4 separate regions of the Homo sapiens genome follow, and regions 2, 3 and 4 are each linked to region 1. Evidence: chromatin contacts called from ENCODE Hi-C or POLR2A ChIA-PET data. All regions are on one chromosome and are shown on one strand. The core of a region is the stretch at or near the end of the contact, and the rest is flanking DNA. Distances in the headings are between cores, read along the strand shown. Region 1 holds the start of CHD2 (chromodomain helicase DNA binding protein 2). Region 2 holds the start of HDDC3 (HD domain containing 3). Region 3 holds the start of PRC1 (protein regulator of cytokinesis 1). Region 4 overlaps MCTP2 (multiple C2 and transmembrane domain containing 2).

Region 1 (3,022 bases), core at 1-2,500:
AAATTTATCTTTGTGTGTAGAGTATGGAATTGAAACAGTTTGGATTATGGATTTTACCTAGATTGGACATTGTTGATTTTGTTTGGTGTAAATCTAAAGTGGATTTCTTCAGTGAGGGAGAGACATGGTTCTGGCAGATTATGTTGAATAAGGAAAGTTGATTGGATTTTTTTGGGTGTGTGAATATGCTTGTCTGAATGGAGTGCTTGGTAGGATATTGTTTCTGGAATTAGTAATTTGTTTCTGTGGATCTCATGGTTTTGATATTTAGGAGAATTTGCTTTGTGACATTACTTTGATAATTTGCAATCACGTATGTCCTATTGTTAATAACATTGTTGAAATGGGTGTATACTTACTTGATTTGAAATATAAGGGAAGTGTTGGGATATGTGTTTTCTGTTGGATTTGGACGTGGAGTTTCTTGGGTTACTGATTTAAAGGTGATCGTGTTTGGACCATACTCTTGAATTTTTGCCTGAATCAGTATGGGAAGTAAATATATTGTGATTATGAGAAGTTTCTTTGGGGGGAGGAGTGTAATATTTTCAAGGTTATATAATGGGTTAAAGAATTTTGTGAAAGAACAAAGAAAAATGGATATTCTTGAATAAAAATTGGTTGCATTAACTTTTGCTCCAGTGCAACTTGAACACTAGGGAGGCGCTCTTGAGTTGTAAAAGTTACCCCTTTCTTCCAGTGGAGATGGAAAATTCCCCCTTAAATTTTGTCTTTAGATTATTTTTAGGCATCATAAAGAAGGAAAAACTTGAATTTATATTATGAAATTAAGGTTTTACTTTTATTTAGCAATCATTTCACCCATTGGGGGATTAATTTTTAAAAAGATTAGTACTTAGCTGAGCTTTAGATTCTCTAAGAATTATCCCTTTTTCAAAATGGCTTGATAAAACACCACTTCCTGTCCAGGGAGGAAGTTATTTTAGCTCAAGGACTGAAATATTTAGCAGATCTTTAGACAAAAGGAACAAATTACATTTCTCTCTGGCTTAAAAAGGGTGCTTGAGCCAGAGGGGGTTAAGAAGCCCTCCCCCCTCCCCCTGTTGGGGTGGTCTGGAGGGGCAGGGAGGTGTGGGGGTGGGGGTCCTTAGGCTCCCTGGGATGGAGGATCTGTCTCTCTCTCTCTCTCTCCTTTTTTTTTTTTTGGTGGAGATGAAGGGGTGGGTCTATGGTACATCACCTGAGTTGTGGGGTAAATGTAGAGAGTGTCAATCAAAGGCAGAGCTCTCAGAGCTGGGAAGGAGGCTCTAGATGGCGGCTGTGCCTTAGAGAGAGCGCGCTCTGCTCCCTGCCTTTGCCTCACTTTACGCAACTTTCCCTAACTTTCGGGCAGCCTCAGGGGGCCCCCGTAGCCCCCTGCCTTTCCTAGGGACTTACTGGGGTCGATTCGAACCTTTTTTTGGGAGAAAAGCAGCTTTTAGGAGCTTTCTTTTCGTGCCTTGTTGGAAAGAAGCAGCCGTACTGAGAGCCCAGGTCGTTGTTTTTTCCAGCTTAGAAGCCATGGCGCACCTCCATTTTTGTGCGCTCTCCTAATGAGGTTTTTTTTCTTTCGGACCTGTTTTAGTATTAATTATTGCTTTATTTTTTTGACCAGTTAACATATTTGAGGGTTATTTTATTTATTTTTCGTTTTTTAACGGAGGATTTTGCCTTTATTTTTAATTATTTGGGATCTGATATTTTTCTACTAGTAGATAGGACTCTTGGTTTGGACATACTACATGGATCAGGTAAGTTCACGATCATTGGTGATAATTTTAAAGATTTATTTGTTTAAGTTTGCCTTGTTTTCTGTAAATACGAGAAATTCTTGGATGACGCAATAAGATACAGAGATTGTTATTTGTATCTAGTGTGCTACTTTGAGAAAGTTTCCTTATTGATAGTGATGCTTCCACTGTTCGGTTTATCCTGTTGTTTTTTCTTTTAAGGAAAAAATAGAAATATTTAGTTTTTTGGTGCTTACCGTTGTTGTGTTATAACAATATCGTTAACATCGTCAGGACTTTGTTCCTGATAATAAAAAGCATCGATAGAAGCCGGGACCTTACCTTTCTTTCAACTTTTGACAGTAAATACCTGGGCACAGGACTTCAAAGCAAACACAGATTCCCCCTCCCCCTTAATATTTAAGAATTAAAAGATGATGAGAAATAAGGACAAAAGCCAAGAGGAGGACAGTTCGCTACACAGCAATGCATCGAGGTATGAGCTATCAACTTTCTTCCTTTTTGTCTTTTTTTTTGGGGGAGAAACCTCAGCTTACAATTGTTTACCTTGACAGACATGGATTGCTGTCTGTTTTATTGTGTTTTTCTAATTTGGATTCGTTTTTTAAAGCATGACCTTGAGATTGCTAATATGCCACACCCTAATTTTTTGGTAGCAATTTATGAAAGTTGAGTTGTGACTTAAGGCCTCTTACAGCAGTCAAAAGGTAAGGTACCTTTATTCAAAGGGGCCTTTACTGTAATGTACAGTTTTTCTGTCAGTAAATTTCAGTTTTTAGGTTTTTGTACTGCAGAAAAATGACCTTGTCGGTTTAGCCATTGCTGCATTGCACCATTTTACATACAAGGCAAATTTTTTCTTTGAAGAATCCAGGATATCTAAACTTGTAACTGAGGGCCATAGAGAAGCCTTGTAGTAGTAAATTATAGTAAATAGACATATCAGAAAGTTATATGAATGAAAAAATGTACATTTAAAAACAAAATCACTTAAAGGACCCTTTGACTGATGCCTCTCAGTTTATATTTTTATGTGACTTTATATTTCTTTTGATACACTTGACATTTTAGGAAATTTTGATGTGATTTATCAAAACCTTTACTTGATGGTTAGAGTTCCTGCATTTATGAAATCAAATCTGTAATAACAGAAATCCTGGAATACTCTTAATATATACTTCTATTTTGTGTTTGTTACTGTGATTAATATTTGCAGTTGTATATTTTACATTTAAATTATTTTAAGGTTTGCATTTGTATGCTTAAGACAT
Region 2 (3,022 bases), core at 342-2,841, 2.0 Mb before region 1:
GTTAGGAACTAGTACTTAAATAATCTCAAGTCCCTGAGGGGCCAGAGATCCCACCATGCAAAATAGCAAACAGACCCAAGACTTGGGGAGAGGCGGTGAGTGCATCAGAAATGGATGGGTACATCTGATTCCCACCACGCGGGGCTCAGCTTAGTTAGCAGGAGACCTTCAGACTGAGAAAAAATGCAAGTCTTTTTTTGGCCTCTAATATCTGGGAAGGATGGAGGGAGCTCAGGAGACACAGAAAAGATGGCGTATGAATCCTGTCCGGCCTGAACGAGGCTGGAGTTGTGCCTCTGGATAGCTTCAAGCACTGATCAGATTGTCAGCCCCCGCTGCTTGAACAGATGCTTTAGAGCCTCTTCCAGTTGCCGGTTTGTTCCCTGAAGCCCCTTCACCACCTGCGCTGCCCACTCGAAGTATTCCTGGACTCGATGTTCTGACCATCCTGCATAAGAGTCGACAGAAACTTGCTAGCGTGATGTCAAGGAAAGCACTGCCTTTTCCCCACTTCCTGGCAAGCTTGGTTCAAGGCCATGAGTTCCTGATGGAATGAGCTGTCCTGAAAACTTCCCCTTGGCCCAGCTATTGTATTTTTACTGTATGAAAGAAGATCAAAGAGTGGTCCAGTAGGATTAATTTGGGAATTAAGAATGCCCAGGGTTTTTCAGGGGAACTGACCAACATGTGTCTTCAGAAGGCGGCATCCCCCTCCCTTTTCCCTTACAGCCCATACGAAAGCGTACCCTCTGGGGTGCAGCGATTCAGGTCCCTCAGATTGTACAGCTTGTCTGCCAGCTTCACCAGTTTGGCCCCGGGGCTACTGTGGGGCGCTTGCTCCACCTGCAGCCTCTTTCTCTCCAGCTTGGGCAGAGTCTTGTCATCTGTTACCTCCTCCACCAGGCGCCGCACTTGTGCCCCAAAGTGTAGCTCCACCTCATCCAGGGTGGTGTCTGTGTCCTCCACCGTGTCATGGAGCAGGGCCGCCTGGGGACAAGTTCCCACTCAGCCCTGAGATGTCAGCCAAGGGTTGCCCATTGCTGAATGGGGCCCCTAATCCCCATCCCAGGCTCCTGGCAGAGAAGGGGGAAAGTTACCTGTAACACCACAATGTCAGTGATTCCCGCCTCGTGGGTCAGGATCCGTGCCACACCTGACGGGGAGGGGCAAAGCAGGAAGTCAGGTCGGAGGTAGTCCCAAGGCGGTGTGTTGTGGGTTTTGGAGAGCCAGATGTGGCCCCTTGTGGACTCTGACTAGCTGGGTGACCTTGGTCAAGTACCTTACCCTCTGGGAGCCAACCGACAAAGGGAACGATCATGCCTACCGTTCCAATTGTTATGAGGCTTAAACGGTATATCGCACTAAGCTTGGGACAAAACAGGTGCTCAATGAGGTGCACGCCCCCCACGTTTCCTTCCCAGTCCCCACCACCCAGGTGCCGCAGCCGGCGCTCCGCGGCCGACGCGCCCACCGATGGGGTGGTTGATGTAGGGGGTCCCCTCGGGGTCCTTCCGCCGCTGCTGCCGGTGCTTGCGAGCCGCGAAGTCGGCAGCCTCCAGCAGCTGCGCCGCCTCAGAGCCCATCGCGCGGATGGGGCCGACGACTGCGGCCGCAGGGGCAGGGACGGAACGTTTACAGCGCCCCCTGGCGCCGGGGAGGCCCGGGGATCGTGGAGGCTAATTCAGCGGGCCGAGTTGGGCCTGCCCCAGATGAATTCCTCTGGAGCTGACCGGCCCGCGCAGAGAGCAAGTGATGTGGACAGCTGCCTTCAGCATCGCAGCCCCCAGCTCAGTGTGCTCTGTTGGGGGTGCAAGAAGAACATAAGCCTGGCTCTTTGGGAGCCCACAGTCTGTGGAAAAGAGGAAGACAGACAAGAAATAAGGCAGTGGCCTCACAGTGCTCTGAATCCAGGGTGGCCAAGGCTCAGGGGACTATGGGAGCGGGAAGAAAGAACAATCCCCACACCCTCAGAGTCAGAGACAGCTTCTCCCAGAAGCTCCCCCCAAGAACCATCTTCAACCTGTAAAAGCTCTGAAAATTCTCCAAGTGTTCTAAAAATAGTTCTCCCTGTAGGGATGGGCCAGGTTCTGTGGGCAGGGGAGTCTACCTTTGGACCCTCCAGGAGACCCTAGGGCCTGACCTGAAAAATCAGAGCCTTCCCTGGGAGCCCTGCCTAATTGCTTCAGACTTAGGCTCCCAGGTAGCTGTGACGTTTCTGCAGGAACTGCCTTTGTTTGTCCTCAGTGTTGCAGATGAAATTTGCCTTGTCTTCTTATGCTATGAGAGCTCCTATTTCAGTCTCTAGGCATCTTCTGTGGGCCCCTGGGGTGATGAGTGTTGTCACTGCTGTCCTGGGAGCATGATGTTGTCAGGCCTGGGTAGGCACTGGAATAACACTTAATTCTGCTGGCTGGTGGCCTTCTGGAGAAATTCCCTGCCTTAGGGGCAGCTGAGGGGTAAGAGAGACCTGGTGATCCCCATAGAACTTCTCTGTGAGAGGGGGTTCCCTATTAGCTAAGTATACTCTAATCAGACATGTAGCTTTTGTGTTCTGGCTGGTAGCTGGGGCAGATAAGGCTCAGGGGAAAGGCTAATGAAAGGAGTCACCCTTGGTTTTCAGCTAGTCTTGGTGGTTGCCACGTAGCAGAGGTTAGGGAGGGAAGCCCCACATGCTGGAACTGAGGTCTCTGGGACCTGAAATAGGAGGGTCAGAATTCCCAGAGCTTCCATGGCAGCCTGGAAGTTGGAGAATGGGTAGAAACATATTTGGCTGTAAATGCTTGTTTGTTCTTCATACTAATGGCTCAGCTGCTCTCTCATCCCTCATTCTGTCCTCTAGTCCTTTGAGCCTTCTCTCCTTCAGCAGTTTGGCAATGCAGGCCCCACGTTTTCCAACAGGAGACAGAAACCCAGTCCCTGTCATCTCTCTCTAAAAGCCTGTGATAGAGAAGCTTCAGGCTCGTATTAATGGTGCCCAAGGGCCTTGGGGCTTTGACTTTTATTTCCTTATTGTCTGCAGTCA
Region 3 (3,022 bases), core at 382-2,881, 1.9 Mb before region 1:
AGCATTCCAGAGAAGGAGCTTTGTTGATCTCCAGTTCAACCTGTTTCGGGGATCGATAACCATAATTAATTCTGGCCAGAGTTTCGTTTGAGCCTCAGAGGTCAAAGCTGCAGTGAGCAATCTCGCCACTACACTCCAGCCTGGGCGACAGAGTGAGACCCCGTCTCAAAAAAAAAAAAAAAAAAAAAAAAAAAAAAGTTAATTATATCCATTAGCCTGGAACCAACATTAAAGGGTAAGTTTTCTCCTGCTTCATTCAATCCCTTGATAGAGGAGATGCCTACATAATTCATAAACTGTTAATGGACTTTTTTTTTTTTTTTTGAGACGTAGTCTCACTCTGTCGCCTAGGCTGGAGTGCAGTGTCGAGATGTCGGCTCATGCAACCTCTGCCTCCTAGGCTGAAGCGATTCTCCTGCCTCAGCCTCCTGAAAAGCTGGGGGTACAGGCGCGCCACCAGGGCCAGATAATTTTTGTATTTTTAGTTAAGACAAGGTTTTACCATGTTGGCACTCAATTCTCATTATTCTGAGGGCAAGCATTTTAAAAAGACTGATCAGAATTAGTGATCATGAAATGAAGAATCTTACAAAGCCTTAGAACAATCAGTTCCACCAAAAACTACACATTATTTAACGCTGTATCATCAGAAAACTGCATCCACAACTTTTAGAAAATAAAGTTAATATTTGGAAGTCACAAGGTTGGTAAGTGGCAGTGTCACCGTCTGGTCCCGATTTCAAGTCGGACAGTCCCTCCCCAACACCGCCTAGGAAGTTATTAAAACGACCGGAAAAGAATTCCATAATCCGTTTCTTAACTTGCAAAGAAACAAAGCTATCTTTCCAATTCAAACAAAACGTTAACACCGCTGGCCAGATATAAAGAAAAACAACGGGCCGGGCACGGTGGCTCACGCCTGTAATCCCAACACTTTGGGAGGCCGAGGTGGCAGGATTACTTGAAGCCAGGAGTTCGAGACCAGCCTGGCCAACATAGACCGCGTTTCCACAAAAATAAAAAAAAAGAATAAAACAAAGAAAAACAACGATAAATAAACTTAACAGCTTTAAAGAAAAGCCACGACCACAGAAGGTTTACAACGAGTCATCTGCGCCAAGCAGCGGCACCTGAGACGCTGCGGGCGGGGAGGGTGGGGTCCGAGCGCCAGCGCTGACCGCCTGGGTGGAGGCCGCCCCGGGCCCCGGGCCTCGACTACCCTGCCGCGTCCGGGCACCGGCGCTCGGCTCCCACCCGGGCGTCTGAGCCTGCGGGCACCTGCGGCCGCCGGCGGACAGCGCGTCAGGTCTCACCGCCGCGGCCCTCGCACTGGCTCGCCGCCTCCAGACCCTGCCCCTCAGCGCCCCCGGCCTCCCTCGGCGCCGACTGCCGTGACGATCTAGGCCCGGGACCCCGCACGGGTCCCGCACCCCTGAACAGGCCCCGCAGCCGAAACGAGCGTCGCTCCCTCCCGCGTCCCCTCGATTTCCCCGCAACCCGCACCTTCTCCTCATGGCGGACGCTCCAAGCAGCCGTGAGTCCAGGTCCAGACCTACTCCACACGGCCCCGAGAGCAACAACCACCCGCAAACACCGGCGATGTCACTCCGCGTAGCCGCTCCGCGAGCCGTTGAGCCCCGCAAAATTTCAAACCGCGCCACGGGGCGAAGCCTCGTCGCGATTGGCGTCGCGTCCCGTCGCTCCAAGAAAATCCCCGCCCCTCGGGCTGAAGTCGCGGGTGCGCAATCGGGGTGGGGACTCGCGAGCAGGGCCTGGGAAGCGCCGGAGTGGCGGCGGGGGATGACGTCACTGTCTGTGAGTGGCCGGGCGTGGCCTGCGCCTCCCGCTTCCCTGGCTTGGCGGCAGCCTCAAGGGACTCCTCTCCCAAGCCAGCTACCTCATCGGAGCGCCGCCCCGCCTCGCCCCGCGCAGTTTGGATTCGAAGTGCGCGGGCGGGGAGGGAGTTGAGAGCACCGCGGCTACCTGGCTTCCCTGAGTCCCGGCTGCCGGGAACGGGCGCGGGGGTGAATAGGTAAGTTAGCGCCTAGTTTCCCTCGCTCATCCAAGAAGCGAAGCTTGGAATCGATCTTTGGTGGGACTCTTCCCCAGATGTAAGAAGCCATACACTAAAGGGGAAGGGAAGGAACATTGAGTCCTGCTCATGGGCCTGGAACGTTTCAACGCCAGTTATCCCATTTAACCTCCACAATCGCCATTGCAGAGGAAACGCAAAAAGATTTGAATGATTTGCCTAAGTCACGTTATCAAATTAGATGAGTTTCTAAATCGTTACATGAAAAATTTAAAACTCAAAATAGACATTACTTTTGTAGCCTCCTTTCCTCGATGAACATGTTACATCCCTAAATGCTTATATATCACCGTTTTTTCCCAGTGATTCATGGTGGCATGGTGGCATGAATCCTGGTGTGTAGATATCTCGCCCATTCTGCTATTGATATTTAGATGATAATTTAAAAGATAAGGCTGGGCTGAATATCTTCATACATAAATCTTTGTGTATGTATGTATTTATAAATGCATCCTGCATTTTCGTACGGCTGATTCCTAGAGGTGTAATTACTGAATGCTCCCTTTATTAATTTGCCTTCTGCACAAAGCCTCACCGGAAAAGTACCCTCCTTTTGTTACCCTCAGCAGGGCTGAATTCTATTGTACTTCTAAACATCTTTGCTCATTTTGTAGGTAAAATAATAATACTGGCATTTCCTTGTTTGGCACTTGATTATAATTGAAATTGCACATTTTTCGTGTTTATTGGCCAACTGTAACTTAAGTGAATCCTCTTCATATGCCTTTTCCCTAAAGGTAAAGGATGCTTGTTTGCTTCACCTTCAGAACCATATTTTTCTTATTTTCAGAAAAACTTCATTAGTGCTTTCAATGTTCTTTTTACTTTTTTTAATTGAGACGGAGTCTCGCTCTGTCACCCAGGCTGTAGTGCAGTGGCCCAATCTCAGCTCACTGCAACCTCCGCTACCTGGGTTCAAGCAATTCTTGT
Region 4 (3,022 bases), core at 276-2,775, 1.4 Mb after region 1:
ACAAATCTTGATGGTTAATTAAAAAAATATCCAGTAATGACACATTCTGACTAGTGACTGCTTGCTAGTCTGTTATTTGGATTGATACTAGATTGTGAAAGCCAGACCTTTTTGTCCCATTTATATTAAAAAAGAAGTTTGAGAAACAATCCGAGTCAGTGTTACTGAATAGCTCTAAAATGCTCTGTAAAATTATGCTGTTCCATTCTGAGAACCTCTTTCCTACCTTGCGGTTCTTATTCAGGTAACATTGCAGTATGAGCTCAATCAGAGATTTGGGGGCTGGTATTAAAAAGGTTTGTTTTCTTTTTCTGCTTGGCCAGTTGCTAGAGGCCAGCTGGGGAGGATGTCTGGCTTAAAACCATAATAAATGAAGCTTCCATTAGGCTCCTCGGCTTGGGGCCATTTCCTGTAAAGACCTTGCTCTGCCGTTAGTGGTTTGGAGAGGGAAAATGCATATTTTTGTTCAATAAATGAAAGCTGAAGATTACCAGGTAGGGTAGCATAGGTATCATGTTTTGTGAAGAGATCCTGCTCTTCAAGGGTCACATTTTAGCTTATAGCCTTTTGAGTGTTTATGACAATAACCTATGAACTTGAGTCATGGTAGAAAATGGAACAAATATGTTTATTTTTAAATATCCTTCGAGAGGAAGCAAACAATATAATATTCAGATAGTTGAATTTGTCTCAGCAGCCTTTCCAAACCTGACTCTTAGATTTATTATTTCTTTAAGTTTTGCTTTGTCTGGAAAATACATTGTTCATTGGAGAAGTAACATTTTCAGGCACAAAAGAGACCAAGCGTACATTACGTACTTTAAGAGCACTTTTTTTTTTTCTGGACACATCTTTTTATGTTTATATGTTTGTAATTCTTTATACATGGTTGTTTATTTTGTTGTTTTATTCTGTATTTTATGCTGTTGTTGCTTATTCTGGAAAATATATTGTTCTGGGAAATACGCTGTTTATTGGAGAAGTGACATTTTCAGGTACAAAAGAGTCCAGGGGTGTATTAGCTTTATACACCTTAAGGATCCTTATTTTCTCTGGGCATATCTTTTTGTGTTTATATGTTTATAATTTTCTGCACGTGGTTGTGTACTACTCACATACTTGGAGAAACTATGGTCAGCGTGCTTTGCAAAACTTAAATGAGTTCCGGTTCTGAATAAGTTAGAATAAAAACACTTCAACGTTTCTCTTCCACTGAACACAAATATGAAATATATGGTAAAGCTAGTTGAAGTCTCAGAAAAGTAAAGCTACAGCTTCGACAAACAGGAAAGCCATTCTCCTCATTCATCAGATTGGCTCCTGCAGTTTCCCAGTGCCAACTGCTGACTGTCTCTATCCATAGATCCCCTGGAGCTGGGTCATGACAAAACTGGACCAATTATCCAGCGTGAATTTAATGCAGTCCCAGATCCAGATGTTAGCAGTGGATCTCAGAAGGAAAGAGAAAGAGATGACCTCTAGCTGTGGCCCAAGGAGAAAAGGGAAGTCCTGAAGCTAAGAGGGAGGGGGAAATCCCCTACCTTGTGTGCCTCCTTTATCTCACTTTTGTCATGCCCCGGCTCCCCAACAGTCTTGTGGTGGAGGCAGTGGCAGCAAAAGCAGCTGGTGGTAGGAAACTGCAGAAGCAAAAATAATGGGTTAGGGAGGGGCATATGCTTTCTATTCGGTAAAATAGAGCTATTTGGTAGCTCTTAGTGGTGCCAATTGGGTTTTTTAATTTGTTTTGTTTTTTAAATCTCTCTGTGTCTTCCCCACAACCCTGGTATGATCATAGATGTAGGTTGTTCCCGATTGTTGAATGAAAAAGGGTGAGTTCTAGGATGCCAGAAAGTATCACAGGAGACAGCTGAGAAGGAAGGGCTTGGGAAATGATCAAATACATTGTGGACTCATGGACTCATCCATAGCCTGAACATACATGGATCTGATCCTTATTAGCGTACCAATGACTTTGAGAATGGAGTTAATGGGTGGAACTCCACTCAAGTCCCAGACTGACCTTACGTCCTATACAAGCAGGGCATATCTAAATGAACCTGCATAGCTATTGAAAACTAAACTGATAATTGGAACCATAGCCAACAGAAGGTGGGCTGCAATTTATGGCTAGAAGCTAACCAGATCAAGTGCTTCCTAAAACAATGATATCAGCATCTTTGTAGACTTAAATAAAGCAGAGAGTTTTATAACATTCAAAATGTCCAAGGTATAATTTATATTGGTTTATGAAGAAATGTAAAAATGTTAACTCACATGGGAAAAGGCAATTAACAGATGAAAATGAAAATATGACTTTAAAGGAGCTATTGTAGAATGCTCAAATGAATAATCATGAGTCTTGAAATAAAAGATAGAAACTATAAGCGAGGAAAGATGTGAAGTGGCACCAATGGAAACCAGAACTGAAAAATACAATAGCTGCCTGCCCCACCCATTCTCCACCCATAAAAAACAAACCTCACTATATGGATTCAATAGCAGACTGGGGATGACAGAGGAAAGAGTCAGTAAAACTGAAGATAAATCAATAAAGGTTATCCAATCTGAAGAAAGAAGAAGATTGAAAAATAATAGAGTCTCCGGGATTATAGAACAATCACAAAAGGCTAATATTTGTATCACTGGAGTGCCAGAAGGAAAGGAGAAAGTGAGTAAGCCTCAACAAGTATTCAAAGAAATGATGGCTGAAACATTGATAGATTCAAGAAGCTAAGCTAACCCCAAATAGGATGAATCCAAATAAACACACACCCAGGCACATCATAAACTGCTAAAAACTTAAAAAAATATTGAAGTCAGTCAGAGCAATGATAACTGATATATGGAAGAACAATGATTCAAATGGCTGAGATTTCTCATCAGAAATCATGGAGGCCAGGAGAAAATGGCACATCCGTTTTTCAAGTGTTGAAAGAAAAGTATAGAATTCAATATCTAGCTAAAATATCCTTCAGAAATGAAGGTGAAAAATATATTCTCAGATTGGGAAAAACTAAGAGAA

What was found. Hi-C counts contacts between places; a loop is a spot of excess contacts on that map. ChIA-PET counts read pairs that join two places held with the same protein, here RNA polymerase II (POLR2A). Pooled maps may share reads with other maps.
Region 2: a pooled map shows a loop between it and region 1 (7-fold over the local background). The contact joins the promoter of HDDC3 here to the promoter of CHD2 in region 1. A Hi-C loop is called at or near these places in 8 of 37 single-sample maps with no recorded cell type and 16 of 50 pooled maps. POLR2A ChIA-PET finds 5 or more read pairs at or near these places in 3 of 52 experiments (HEK293T, activated B cell and naive thymus-derived CD8-positive, alpha-beta T cell).
Region 3: a loop to region 1 is called in a pooled map, with 7 times the contacts of the local background. The contact joins the promoter of PRC1 here to the promoter of CHD2 in region 1. A Hi-C loop is called at or near these places in 5 of 37 single-sample maps with no recorded cell type and 11 of 50 pooled maps. POLR2A ChIA-PET finds 5 or more read pairs at or near these places in 1 of 52 experiments (GM12878).
Region 4: a loop to region 1 is called in a pooled map, with 3 times the contacts of the local background. The contact joins the enhancer-like site here to the promoter of CHD2 in region 1. A Hi-C loop is called at or near these places in 8 of 37 single-sample maps with no recorded cell type and 3 of 50 pooled maps. POLR2A ChIA-PET finds 5 or more read pairs at or near these places in 1 of 52 experiments (B cell).

What each region holds. Positions count from the first base shown.
Region 1 is chr15:92,899,074-92,902,095 of GRCh38, forward strand. It overlaps CHD2 (chromodomain helicase DNA binding protein 2), which reads left to right and starts at 1,251. Exons shown (of 39, transcript NM_001271.4): 1 at 1,251-1,751; 2 at 2,094-2,226. The coding sequence starts at 2,165. RefSeq lists enhancers at 1,270-1,339, 1,380-1,589.
Region 2 is chr15:90,930,958-90,933,979 of GRCh38, forward strand. It overlaps HDDC3 (HD domain containing 3), which reads right to left and starts at 1,592. Exons shown (of 4, transcript NM_001286451.2): 1 at 1,472-1,592; 2 at 1,098-1,153; 3 at 747-987; 4 at 1-448. The coding sequence starts at 1,583. The coding sequence ends at 318. It also overlaps a transcript of UNC45A not described here. RefSeq lists enhancers at 760-989, 1,740-1,789.
Region 3 is chr15:90,992,904-90,995,925 of GRCh38, forward strand. PRC1 (protein regulator of cytokinesis 1) reads right to left here and starts at 1,632. Exons shown (of 15, transcript NM_003981.4): 1 at 1,504-1,632. The coding sequence starts at 1,514. It overlaps LOC124903556 (a long non-coding RNA gene), which reads left to right and starts at 1,876. Exons shown (of 2, transcript XR_007064759.1): 1 at 1,876-2,032. RefSeq lists enhancers at 938-1,805, 1,806-2,672 and a silencer at 1,169-1,388.
Region 4 is chr15:94,286,411-94,289,432 of GRCh38, forward strand. The region is part of intron 1 of MCTP2 (multiple C2 and transmembrane domain containing 2); the gene reads left to right. Among named protein-coding and RNA genes, the nearest start is that of MCTP2, 56 kb to the left of the region's middle. Within about 2 kb of position 1,526, at least 6 of the 41 ENCODE cell types and tissues checked have a DNase peak (open chromatin) inside an H3K27ac peak, as active enhancers do; they include B cell, where a contact is called at or near this core.